Regions from separate parts of the Mus musculus genome. Here all the other regions are linked to region 3. The links are chromatin loops, found by intact Hi-C in ENCODE. Cell type or tissue: gastrocnemius. All regions are shown on one strand. Region 1 holds the start of Snf8 (SNF8, ESCRT-II complex subunit, homolog (S. cerevisiae)). Region 2 holds the start of Ube2z (ubiquitin-conjugating enzyme E2Z). Region 3 holds the start of Gm38959 (a long non-coding RNA gene).

Evidence for each region. Peaks named below come from ENCODE experiments on the same cell type or tissue, not always from the same donor. Only the 100,000 strongest peaks of a DNase experiment are listed, where the experiment ranks them.
Region 1: a loop joins it to region 3, with 2.2 times the contacts of the local background. A loop is called at or near these places in 4 of 42 quality-filtered maps.
Region 2: it touches region 3 in a loop (2.2-fold over the local background); 3 of 42 quality-filtered maps call a loop at or near these places.

What each region holds. Positions count from the first base shown.
Region 1 is chr11:96,030,991-96,034,990 of GRCm38, forward strand. It overlaps Snf8 (SNF8, ESCRT-II complex subunit, homolog (S. cerevisiae)), which reads left to right and starts at 3,895. Exons shown (of 8, transcript NM_033568.3): 1 at 3,895-4,000. Gm24949 (a small nucleolar RNA gene) reads left to right here and starts at 1,688; the gene lies at 1,688-1,902. In gastrocnemius, a CTCF peak has its summit at 2,433 (motif pointing left); a DNase peak (open chromatin) is centred at 3,913; H3K4me3 peaks cover 982 bases; H3K27ac peaks cover 533 bases.
Region 2 is chr11:96,063,743-96,067,742 of GRCm38, forward strand. It overlaps Ube2z (ubiquitin-conjugating enzyme E2Z), which reads right to left and starts at 1,622. Exons shown (of 7, transcript NM_172300.3): 1 at 1,210-1,622. The coding sequence starts at 1,532. In gastrocnemius, a CTCF peak has its summit at 1,580; a DNase peak (open chromatin) is centred at 1,674; H3K4me3 peaks cover 2,380 bases; H3K27ac peaks cover 2,159 bases.
Region 3 is chr11:95,857,380-95,861,379 of GRCm38, forward strand. Gm38959 (a long non-coding RNA gene) reads right to left here and starts at 1,072. Exons shown (of 3, transcript XR_880173.3): 1 at 326-1,072. It overlaps 4833417C18Rik (RIKEN cDNA 4833417C18 gene), which reads left to right and starts at 1,438. Exons shown (of 2, transcript NR_045187.1): 1 at 1,438-1,703; 2 at 2,615-3,667. n-TQttg6 (a tRNA gene) reads right to left here and starts at 1,864; the gene lies at 1,793-1,864. In gastrocnemius, no CTCF peak of the experiment used is centred here; DNase peaks (open chromatin) are centred at 1,075, 1,481, 1,873 and 2,206; H3K4me3 peaks cover 2,537 bases; H3K27ac peaks cover 2,540 bases.

The sequences.
Region 1 (4,000 bases), 170 kb after region 3:
AGGGATTCTGACTAACTCACTGTATACAACAATGAAGCACACAGACACAATGGCAGCCCTGATTGCTAACAAAGTCACCAGCCTGTAATAACAGTGCTGAGGAAGGGAAGGCAGGAGGATCAGGAGTTCAAGGACAGACTTGGCTACATGAAACTGTCCTCATGTCTCAAAAGCAAGCAAATAAACCCAATAGGAGAAGGTTCTTCGACTACATGGGCCTTTCAAGTTGCTGGAACAACTTGTGCCAGCAAGCCTTGATCTTTAAACACACGAACACACTACTAATCACAGCACGCTGAGTCACATGGAGAAAGACAGAAAAGTCTTTTCTAGATGGAATGGAGTAAGAACATGTCATTTAAGCGGAGACTGGGAGGACAAAACTGTAAATAAGTGGGTTGGAGAGACCTCTCAGTGGTAAGACTGAGAGGACCAGAGTTCAGTCCCAGAACCCTCATCCAGTGCCTCACAATGGCCTCTAACTCTTGCTCCAGAAGACACAACATCCATTCCTGGCCAAAGAGGGCACACACACAAACTTGTGTATATCCACACAGACACACACATTTTACATCAATTAGAAAGCTACGTGTGCCAGATGTGGTGGCGCACACCTTTAATCCCAGCTCTTGGGAGGCAGAGGTAGGCAGATTTTTGAGTTAGAGGCCAGCCTGCTCTACATAATGAGTTCCAGGACAACCAGGGCTATACAGAGAAACCCTGTTCACGAAAAACAAACAAACAAACAAACACACACACAAAAACAAAAAACAAAAAGAAAAAAGACTATGTTGGGCTGGAGAGATGGCTTGGCTTAGGAACACTGGCTGCTCTTCCAGAGGTCCTCAGCTCTACTCCCAGCAACCACATGGTGGCTCACAACCAAAGCCAAACCATCTATAATGGGATCTGATGCCCTCTTCTGGTGCAGCTGGAGGCAGGTTTAGTGTGTGTGTGCATGTGCACACAACACACAACCAAAACTATGTCAATAAACAAGAAGATGAGCAACAGGAAATACAGCATGAGAGTGAGTGAGGAGGCAGAACCAAAGCCTTAAAGGATGGTAGGGTTAGACGAGGCATGAAGATTGCTGAGAGTTTGAGCAAGCTGGACTATATAGTTGGAGTTAGGATGATGTAGTGGAACTTGTCTCAAAATAAAACAAAATAAAATAAAATAAAGATGAAGGGCATGGCAGCCCACATCTTTAATCCCAGCACTCTGGAGCCAGAGGCAGGTGGATGTCTTTGAGTCTGAAAGCCAGCCTGATTCATGATAGTGAGTTCAAGGCAAGCAAGGGCTACACAGTTAGACTTTGTCTAAAAAGAAAGGAAGGAAGAAAGGAAGGAAGAAACCTGGAGTGATGCATGGCTTTTCTTTTTATTTATTTAAATTAATTAATTAATTAATTTTTTGAGGCAGGGTTTTGTGTGTGTGTGTATCCCTGGCTGTCCAGGACTTGCTTTGTAGACCAGGCTGGCCTTGAACCATAGAGATTTGCCACCTGCCTGTCTCTGCCTCCCAAGAGCTGGGAGTAAAGGCATGGGTCACTACTGCCTGGCATGGTGCATGACTTTAAACCCAGCACCAGAGGCAAGTGGATCTCTGAGTTCAAAGCCAGCCTAGTTTATAAACTGTGTTCCAGGACTATAGAGAAACTCTGTCTTTAAAAAACAACAAAAGGAAGACTATACTTTCAGGGATCATTTCTATAGTTCGTTACTAGAGAAGTTTCTCTGACTGTGTAGAGCACCTGAAACCACGAGGACGAGACGTAGCATCCCCTACTGAGCGTGAAGCCGGCTCTAGGTGCTGCTTGATTGCAGCTGCCTCTTGCCATTGATGATCATTCTTCTCTCCTTCGGGAGGGTGAGAGGGAGGGAACGCAGTCTGAGTGGATTTGGTTTATTAAAAAAAAAGAAAAGAAAGAAAAAGAAAAAAGAAAACAAAAAACCAAAAGGGCTAGAGAGACAGCTCAGCAGTTAACAGCACTGGCTGTTCTTCTGAAGGTCATGAGTTCAAGTCCTAGTAGCCACATGGTGGTTCACACCCATCTGTAATTGGACCTAAGGCCCTCTTCTAGTGTGTCTGAAGACAGTGATGGTGACAGTATACTCACATATACATAAAATAAATAAATCTTTTTTAAAAAATCCTCCCAGTAGAACTGCTGGATCACATGGCAAATATAGTTAAACAACAACAACAAAAGGAAATTTGAAATAAAATTTATATCATATATCTTATATTATATATCATATGTATATTTATGGGGTGGGGTGGCTGGAGGGATGGCTTAGTGGTAAAGAGCACTGACTGTTTTTGCAAAGGATCTGGGGTTCAATTCCCAGCATGGACAAGACACTTTACAACTGTTTATATATCTGGTCCCAAGAGATCTGATGCCCTCTTCTGGCATCTAAGAGCACTGCATACAAGTGATGTACATCCACACTGACAAAACATACATAAAAATACAATTTAAAAACATTTACATTTTTTTTAAGACTTCTGAATTTCTTTTTTTTTTCCTTTTCCTTTTTCTTTTTTTTTTCTGAGACAGGGTTTCTCTGGGATTAAAGGTGTGTGCCACCACCGCCCGGCTTCTTCTTTTTTTTTTTTTTTTTTTTTTCGAGACAGGGTTTCTCTGTGTAGACCTGGCTGTCCTGGAACTCACTCTGTAGACCAGACTGGCCTCGAACTCAGAAATCAGCCTGCCTCTGCCTTCCAAGTGCTGAGATTAAAGGCATTTGCCGACACTGCCCGGCATAAATAAATCTTAAAAAAAAAAAAAGAAGGCAAAGGAAAAGTTTGGATTTACATTTGTGGCATCTTGAATATCTGATGAGAGTGTCAAAGTCTCAAACAGAGTTACATGTTTTCCTCCCTTCGTTTGTGTAATGTATTTCCTCCTAGCCAGCCACTGTAAAAGACTGTCTATAAACATCGTTTTTAATCATAACGATTGTATTTAAAACCTCACCACTAGCTCTTACTAGGCACAACACTGCCTGTGTTAGGGAGAAATTTAGAAGTTCATGCAGTAAGCCTGTCTGCTAGGTGGAATAAACAAACCCTGACTTGATCAAACTTACCTATTGAATTCCTCTGCAGAAATTCTTGAGTTGGGTTAAGATTTTACAGCTAAGGGCCAGGTATGGTGGCTCAAGATGGGGAAGATCTCTGAATTCAAGGCCAGTGTGGTCTACAGAGCAAGTGAATTCTAGGACTGCCAAGGCTACATTGAGAAACTCTGTCTCCCCCTAGCCCACTCCGCCCCCTCCAAAAAACCCAAATTTGAGTCAGACTGTCTGACTCATAGCTAGTCCTATTTCATGACGTTAAGTAATTTAAGGCAGATTCCCGAATCCCTTGTGAAATACAATACCAACTCACGAACTTGAGGGTTTTGAACAAGTATAGAACAAGGCAAGTTGTGCAGTGCGTGGCACAAAACTATCAGATGCTGCCGCCTTTTTTTTTTTGTTAATCTAAGGTTTCGTTTTATTCTCGGTTTTTGCTCAAGGTAGCACCCATGAGTTTGGTGGCTCATGCATTTAATCCCAACATTTGGAGGTAAAGGCAGGAGAACTCTGAATTCGAAGTGAGCTTGGCTTGCATAGTTCCAGACCAACCAACCATGGTTATGGAGAGACCCTTGCTAAAAAAAAAAAAAAAATGGCACCTTCCATGGCCAACACAGCTCTTGGTCATGTCCCTGAAGCATCTGTCGCTCTCCAGGAGCCCACCTTGGTAGGATGCATGGGGAATTAAAATAGGACATGGGGTTAGCGTTTGCGATGTCGTCTGGACTTCCTGGAAATTGGCCCCCAGCTAGGGCGGGGACTGGGGCCCTTGCAAGAAACTCCTCGACTCCGCGGCAGGAAGTGAATATCGAGACTTCCGGCGCGCTCAAATGACGCACGGCACCCGGCTTCCGTGTTGGGAGCTGGCGACAGAACCTGGGACGCGGAGAGCTGGGGTCGGGGCTGCGGGG
Region 2 (4,000 bases), 210 kb after region 3:
GTCTGGGGACACAGAAGGGTAGCCGAACAAAGAAGTTCGTCCAGGCCAAACTCAAAGCTGTATCCAGACTAAGAGAATCAAACAGCTAAGGAGTTAAGTTAGGGGTGGCAATAACTGTGAAGTTGTTCTACGTCCGGCACTGTGCCAGGTACTTTACGTGCATGGTGTAGTTTTTTTTTATTAAAAACTTGGAAAATATGTAGCCGGGCAGACACCTGAGGGGACTTGGAATGTTTGGGATAATAGCCAGATAAGAGGCTAAGATGAAAAGACTAAGTCTGGTCACCAGGAAACAAGTTTCAAAATTAATAGCTCAACAGTCTTATCTTTTGCCATGCAATTGGTACCATACTAAGTGAGCACTTTTGCAAAACATATTTATCTATGAAGTGATACGATCTAAGATCGGTCACCCAAGACACAAGCACAGACAGGCCCTAGGCCTTTTGTTCCTGTATTTGAAGGGAGTACATCTGCTTTACAAAAGTAAACCAGACAACCTTGGGGGTAAATAATAGGAAAAAAGTTCTTGACTAAGATGTTACAATCCAGAGTGATAGTGAGAGATGGTAGGAACGCAGAGTTTCAGGGACAGGTGTGAGGGACAGTTTTGGGGTGATTGGAAAGGGGGTTCAAGAAATGATCTGGAAAGTCAGGGAGGCTCTCTAGACCCGTGGAAAGGGCCATATGGTGGGGAAACGAGGTAAGGAAAGGTAAAAAGGAAGACTGACTCGAGTCTGCAACTGGGCAATGCAGGTAGAGGATGTTCCAAGCGGGGACTCCAGAAGAGATGGAGAACTGATGGGTGGGGCCTGAGGGCAGCCTTTAGGTAAGCTGGTGGGGTAGGTTAGAGGGGAAGTGCGAAGGGCGGGACCGAGCGTTACAGAAGAGCAAAAGGGTCAGGTTTCGGGTGAACGGGAGGGGGTAGGGATAAGGCATCCGGAACGGAGCTGCAGGGCTCACCGGAGGTCGCTAAGGGGCGGGGTAGGCCCGAGGGCAATCGCGGATCTGTTTGGGCTGTAGGGCCGGGCGCTGAGAGGGCGGGAGGGAGGGAAAGGGCGACACTTAAGGCCCCCGTCAGTAGAGAGGCCCGCAGGGTTTGGGCCTGGAAGACGTGAGGCGGGAGAGAGCCCCGATGGGGAAAGGTGGGGGGCGGGGAAGGTCGAGCCCTGGAGCTCCGGGGTGAGGGAGGAAAAACCCCCGGCTCACCGCTTAATCCGAAGTAGACACTGTGGCGCGGTTCGCTCGCCGTCCCAGTCCGAGCTGAGCGTGGGGTCCCAATGGCTAAGCAGCGCGGCCCCGTGGGCAGCGGCCGAGGGCGGGAGTCCTGGCAGCGGAGCCAGGCCGCTCCCCGGTCCCCCGGCCCCGCCCGCCGCCGCCGCCGCCGCCCACACATCCGGCAGAAAAGGCGGCCCGAACCCGCCGCCGCTCCCGCTAACGCCGACCACACCGGCAACACCACTCGACCCTGGGCCCGCCGCCCCGGCGCCAGCCGTCGCCGTCGCCGCCTCCTCAGTCGGACTCTCCGCCATCGCTGCTTCGCTTCCGGGACTGCTCAGCAGCACGTCCGCCGACCAGAGCGGCCGCTGCTCCCGCACCACCGAGAGCCGGGCCAGAGTGTCCCCACCCTCGGCTTCCCCAGCCCGGGTGGCGCTGGCTCCGCCCACCTCCGCCCGGACCAGCGAGAGGCGTGCTGCCAGAGCGTCCACCCACGGTCCTCCAGAGCGGGGGGCGGGGGCTAGCGGACTAGCTGGCGCTCCAGGCCAGCGCAGATTCTGCGCCCCGCTGGAGATGCTGGTAGCCTTCCATGGTTAAAGGTTTTATGTTGGGAGAGTTGATGTCGGAGAAGACAGTTCAAAGAAGATGGAGAGACCCACAGCTTCTCTTTTAAAGGGAGGGACCATCGATGTTCAATCCTAGGGTAGGACTAAGGTCCACCTTCCCTGTAGGGCAATCGAAAGAAGAGCTTGAGTAGTTTAGGGCCCTTCACATCCCTACGGCTCTGTGCTGTATCATGTCTGGTCTTCTCCCCCATCGACTACTATTGTCGCCTGACTGCGGATGGACTAAGAGGAAGAACGGAATCAGAACGTGCGAATAAAAGACCACCTCATTTGAGTTTATTCGATATTTATTTATGAAGGGCATACTAAAGGCCAGGAGCTGTTGCTAGGCATTGCCCTGGAGATAATGACACAGAAGTTGACAGCTTGGTAGAAGTCAAGCATCAGGCTTGATTCCAAGCTCAGTACCTTTTCTACCCGCTAATCCTGGAGTTACGGGTTTGAAATTCTCAATTTCTTAGAACTATATTGAGATTTGTAATACGAAAATTAACTCTGACTAAGGGGAAAAGACCTTAACCTTGTTCTACTGACAGGAATATGAGTCTGTGTGTGTGTTTGCTAACTGTAGGAAAACCAGAGGTACCGCATGACTGAGAATTTACACAACCCTTTCAGCTGGTCTGAGACAACATCCGAAACAAACACATTGATACTCTATAGCAAAGTGTATGAATAGTTTTTGAGACAAGGTTTCCAATATGTAGCTGCTTACCTCAGCCTTCTTAGTGCTGAGATGACCGGCATAAGCCACCACACCCAATGAAATATTCATATTAACTTTAGTACATTTATGAAGATTCATTCTAGAACAAACAGCCAGAGCCTCACTTTGGATCTTGTTTTTTTTTTTTTTTCTTCTTCTTTTCCTCCCGAAGAAGCCTGGCTCCTGTGGTGGCACAGCTCGTAAGCTAAGCACTAGAGAGGTTGAGGAATGATGAGGGAACTATCGTACATAAATAGTTGAGGCCACAAATTGAGTTCAAGGCAATCTGGGCAACAAAGGGACACCCTGTCTCAAAACACAAAAACCAACAAGTGAAGAGCCTGCGTTCTGGACATTTGTGCGTTTTCTCAAATGGTCTGGGGGCGGGGGTCTGGGAATAGTGAATACATTATGTTTTGAAGCTGCCATTAATTGAGTGCTTAAGGCTACACATTGTTTATCTGCTTTATTTTACTTGTTCCTCTCACCAGCTCTGTGATAGAAGGACTGTTATTAGCCTTTTGTGACAGAATGACAACAGACAGACAGAAGGTCAGTCACACACATAGGATCACACTGAGAGCAGGGGGCAAAGCTGCATCTGGTTCCAGATGTTGTCCTTTTTGCTACACACACACATGCATGTACCTAGGGCTCTAGCTTGTGTATTATTTGTGAATTCAGCTTAGTAGAGTTCATCTTAGGACTGTAACATGAAATAAAACTCATTAGTATACTATTTTATAGAGGTTCCATGTTTTGTTGATGTATCTTTGTTTAGGTTTGATTTTTTATAAAATGAAATAACACTTTATTAAAAATTATTTTGCACCGGGCGTGGTGGCGTACGCCTTTAATTCTAGCACTCGGGAGGCAGAGGCAGGCAGATTTCTGAGTTCGAGGCCAGCCTGGTCTACAAAGTGAGTTCCAGGACAGCCAGGGCTACACAGAGAAACCCTGTCTCAAAAAACCACCACCACCAACAACAAAATTATTTTGCTGGGCAGTGATGACACATATGGCTTTAATTCCAGCAATCAGGAGGCAGAGGCTGGCAGTTCTCTGAGTTTGAGCTCCAGCCTGTTCTACAGAGCTAGTTCCAAGACAGCCAAGGCCACAGGGGGAAGATAGCTCTGGCTTTCCTGAAACTCACTCTGTAGACCAGCCTGGCCTTGAACTCACAGATCTGCCTGCCTCTGCTTCCTGACTGCTGGGAGTAAAGGTGTGCACTAGAACACAGGGCTGCACCCATACTTTTAAAAGTGACAACACTGTCCTTGTTTGTTTGTTTGAGACAGGGTTTCTCTGTGTAGCCTTGGCTGTCCTGGAACTCACTCTGTAGACCAGGCTGGCCATGAACTCAGAAATCTGCCTGCCTCTGCCTCCCAAGTGCTGGGATTAAAGGCGTGCGCTACCCCGCCTGGCCTAGCTGAAGAAATCTTAATTACTT
Region 3 (4,000 bases):
GTATGAATGTGGAAGCCAGGGTCAATGTGAGGTGTTTTCTTTCTTTCTAAAGACAGGTTCTCTCATTGGCTGGCCAATGACCCTTCTGCCTTCACTTCCCCAGCATTAGGACTACAATCCCCAGCATGCCCAGCTCTGACATGAGTTCTGTGGATGGAGCTCAGGTCCAGCATGGTTGCATGCAAGCTCTTTACCTGCTGAGCTATGCCCCTAGCACAGGTTTTGCTATTTTTCGGCAGGCAGTTTTCTTACAGGCTTTGAGAATTTATTTAGATTTATTTGCTATTTATGCATTACACATGCATATCCCTAGTCTGTGGCTTACCTTTTCTCTTAGTATGCCAGGCCCTGAGTGCCTTGCAGTTCACCATTGAGCAACAGGCCCAGATATTTTCACTCTTCTGATGGTACTTGGAGTAGCACAGTCCTCGTCTGTGCGTTTTATTCGGGCTTTGTTTAAACTGAGGTGTAGGCATTCCCCTATGTCGTCAGCCAAGCTCACCGCTTCTGTCACTTTCAGGTCAACAATTCTCTTGGGACTTTCTGCTGTGTTTAGTGTTAACAAGAATCCGATTTCATATTCTTTCCCTATAAGCAAGCACACAGCAGGATGTCAAGTAGGTCCTTTCCCCTAACTCTGTTGTGCTACCTTTTATTATTATTTAAATTTGTGACACCTTTGTTATTATAAACTATGCATAAAGGTGAGGCTGCATCTTGCTTCCCTATTCTGTTCCATCGGTATGTTTATCCATCCAGACATTATCTTAATTTCTTTAATGTACAGTTAACAAGCATCTTTATTTTCTGGTAGCGCAAGTGTGCCTCCTCTCACGTCTTGATCTTTTTGAGGTTGCGATGGTTCATTCAAACTGATCCATTCAGATGTTTTAAAGAGTGCGTGGGTTGTGTCTGCAAGAGGCATGCTTAGAGAATTAATCGGAGAGTCGGGAGAGGCTCCTTTTGGTTTCCATGGCATCCTCCCAAGGGTGAGAACCTATAGCCACCGTGCCAATCACTCTGTAGGGAGACCATAATGCGTCAGCAGGCTCCCTCGTCATTTATCCCACAGGGACGAACACAAATCCCAGATCTTAATCCAAAGAAGATACAATACTCCCTGTACATATTTTCCACCCGCGGCGCGATGCAGCTAAAGAAATCCTTAGCGATTCCTGCCCTTCTCTCGGAGAAACACCTCATGGACGGTGAGAAACTGTACTGATCGCCTGCCAGCCTGACTAAGTGACTGTTGTCTAATTGAAACACAACCTCGCTGGGTGAGCAATGCAGAACCAAAACACGGGTTTATGACCCCTAAACGCACAAGCCTCGGGGAATCGCTCTCTTGTACCCAATCAGAGGTCCCCTGGCACCACTTACCCGCCCCCCGGCCCCGTCCGGCCACTTCATTCGCGGCTCACAAAGCAATCCTACCGCGCGTTCTGCACAGCAGCCAATCAGAGGGTAGGGGGCGGGGACTCCGAGGCGCGGTGTGTGCAGCGGTACTCAGACAGGAAAGCCTCGGGATCCTTCGGGTTCTTTCGTTTTCCCTCCTGGGTAAAGTTATGTTCAGTCTTCCATCAACTCGTTTATTTTTCCGCCCGACTCGGCGCGCGTGCGCAGTGCCTCCCAGCCCAGGCTGTTCCTGAAATGTAATCGTGTTGAGACACAGGGAGGGAAGCTGAACGTCCATTCTACAGGTCAGTGCATTCCCTGCGGAGGCTCGGGTTGGTTGCTACTTCCTGCAGGCCCCAAAACAGGGATTCTAAGGCCAAAAAAAGGTTCAGTGAGGTCCCACCGAGATTTGAACTCGGATCGCTGGATTCAAAGTCCAGAGTGCTAACCATTACACCATGGGACCTGCTGGCGGCTTAAGGCGCCCGGCAGCCTTCTCAAGCCACATGACGTTGGGCAACCTTTTCTAAGCTTCGCTACACTTGGCTTGGGCCCGTGGCCGGTGGCCGCGATGGCGGGCAGACACGGAACCACCGAGATTCTCATGTCCTTACGAATTCCAAACGTTCATGGGCCCCGAGGTGTCTGTCACCTCTTCCGGTGATCCTCCAAGGGTCCCGGCTCTTGACCCCAAGTCTCGAGGGCGGCTGGTCGTCCGATCGGACCAAGTCCGGAGAAAGCCGGCTCCGGTCCCGGACTCCGGGCAGGAGGTTCGGCGCACGCAGCCTGGGCTTTCTACTTGTTTTCTGCGTTTATATCAGGAGGGCTGTGGCTAGGACGCTTTGGCCCAGCGGGGAAGGACGCGGACTGGCACGTGGTGGCACAGCCGTTCAAACCCCGGACGAAACCTGGGGTACAGACGGGGATGCTGGAGAGTGCGCCGCACGTGGATGCCGCAGCCCCTGCTCCGCGCTATGCAAATTATCTGTAGGGAGATTGGCGCTTCCAATTCAGCACTTCCCCCCGCGCTTCAAAAGGCCGGACTACCGAAACTTCTAGTGTGCCGATCCTTAGAAAAACCCAGTCAGAATTTTAACAACAGACACCCACCATTCAACACACCACGCGCACACACACACATATCCCGCAAAACAACAACAAAATCCCCACTTCTGCACTGTCTAGTCTTTCATTTTCCCTAAATGTGTTTCTGCAGGTCAGTCAACACTTTGACTCAGCAGTTCACCTTCGGAGCATTACCCTAGTGGACATCCATCTGTGCCTCGAGGCTGCTTCAAGGATGCTCTGGACTATGTATTGTTTATTATAATATAGTGAGGCTTGGCCCCATAATGATGGCTATTGTATAAGTCCTCTACAAGAGTTTAAGAAATAACCTGTGTGCGAGGCTCAGATAAGCACTAGGGACACCAGGAATGTTAACTACACAGGAATGTCTGTTTAGTGAGAGAGATGTATGACGTGTCTTCTGCCCAGAAGGCTGGGAGCAGATGTGGGTAATGGCCTGTGACCTGAGACTGATAGGCTGAGATCTCACCAGTTCCTCCCTGGACTCTTATCGGTGAGCATGTTTTTCTCAGTCTATAGAAACTATCTTTCTGGAAGATGTCACATGTACTTTACAAAGAGTTCCAGTGCAGTGGTGTCCTAAGCTGTGCTGTGCACAGGTGATTGGGTTAATTATCACCAGGTAAGTTTTCACCAAATAAACTACTTGGGGTCAGGCTTGCAAAGTTTGAACCAACACTGGCTGCTTAATTGTATTGAATTGAGCAACCTTGTTTCCTACAGATCACCACTCTGTAGAGGTCCCCTGGCACCACTTACCCGCCCCCAAACATGTATTGAGACAAAAGACCAAACCAAACAGCTCTGCTTTTCACTTCTTTTTTTTTTTTTTTTTTACAATTTTTTATTATTATTATTTATTTATTATATGTAAGTACACTGTAGCTGTCTTCAGACACTCCAGAAGAGGGCATCAGATTCCACTACGGATGGCTGTGAGCCACCATGTAGTCGCTGGGACCTGAGGAAGAACAGTCGGCACTCTTAACCACTGAGCCATCTTACCAGCCCGCTTTTCACTTCTTATACACAAGCAAACAGAAGAGCTATGTACCGTGCAGTCTATTTGCTGTGTGACCTTGTACTAGGGTTCTATAGGATAGCAACTTATGGGATGAATATATTTAATTATAATAGACTATTACATATAATATAAATATTTCTGTATATAAGTAATCATATATTATAAATGTATATTAATATAGAGTATATACTATACTCTAGTGTGACTTCCTACCTCAGGATCTGAACTTGAAGTGGCTCTTCCTACTTCAAATTGTGCAAAAGCCCCTCACGGGTATGCCCTCCATTTTTGGACTTTAGTTAATCTCAGATGTAGTCAAGTTGACATCCAAAAATAGCTTGTCTCACTTTCTTGAGAAATCCAATGTTTTTGCAAGTCTGGGTGACACTAGACTGTGTCCAAGGTACATACACTTATTCTCCAGGCTCTGTGTGTGTGTGTGTGTGTGTGTGTGTGTGTGTGTGAGAGAGAGAGAGAGAGAGAGAGAAA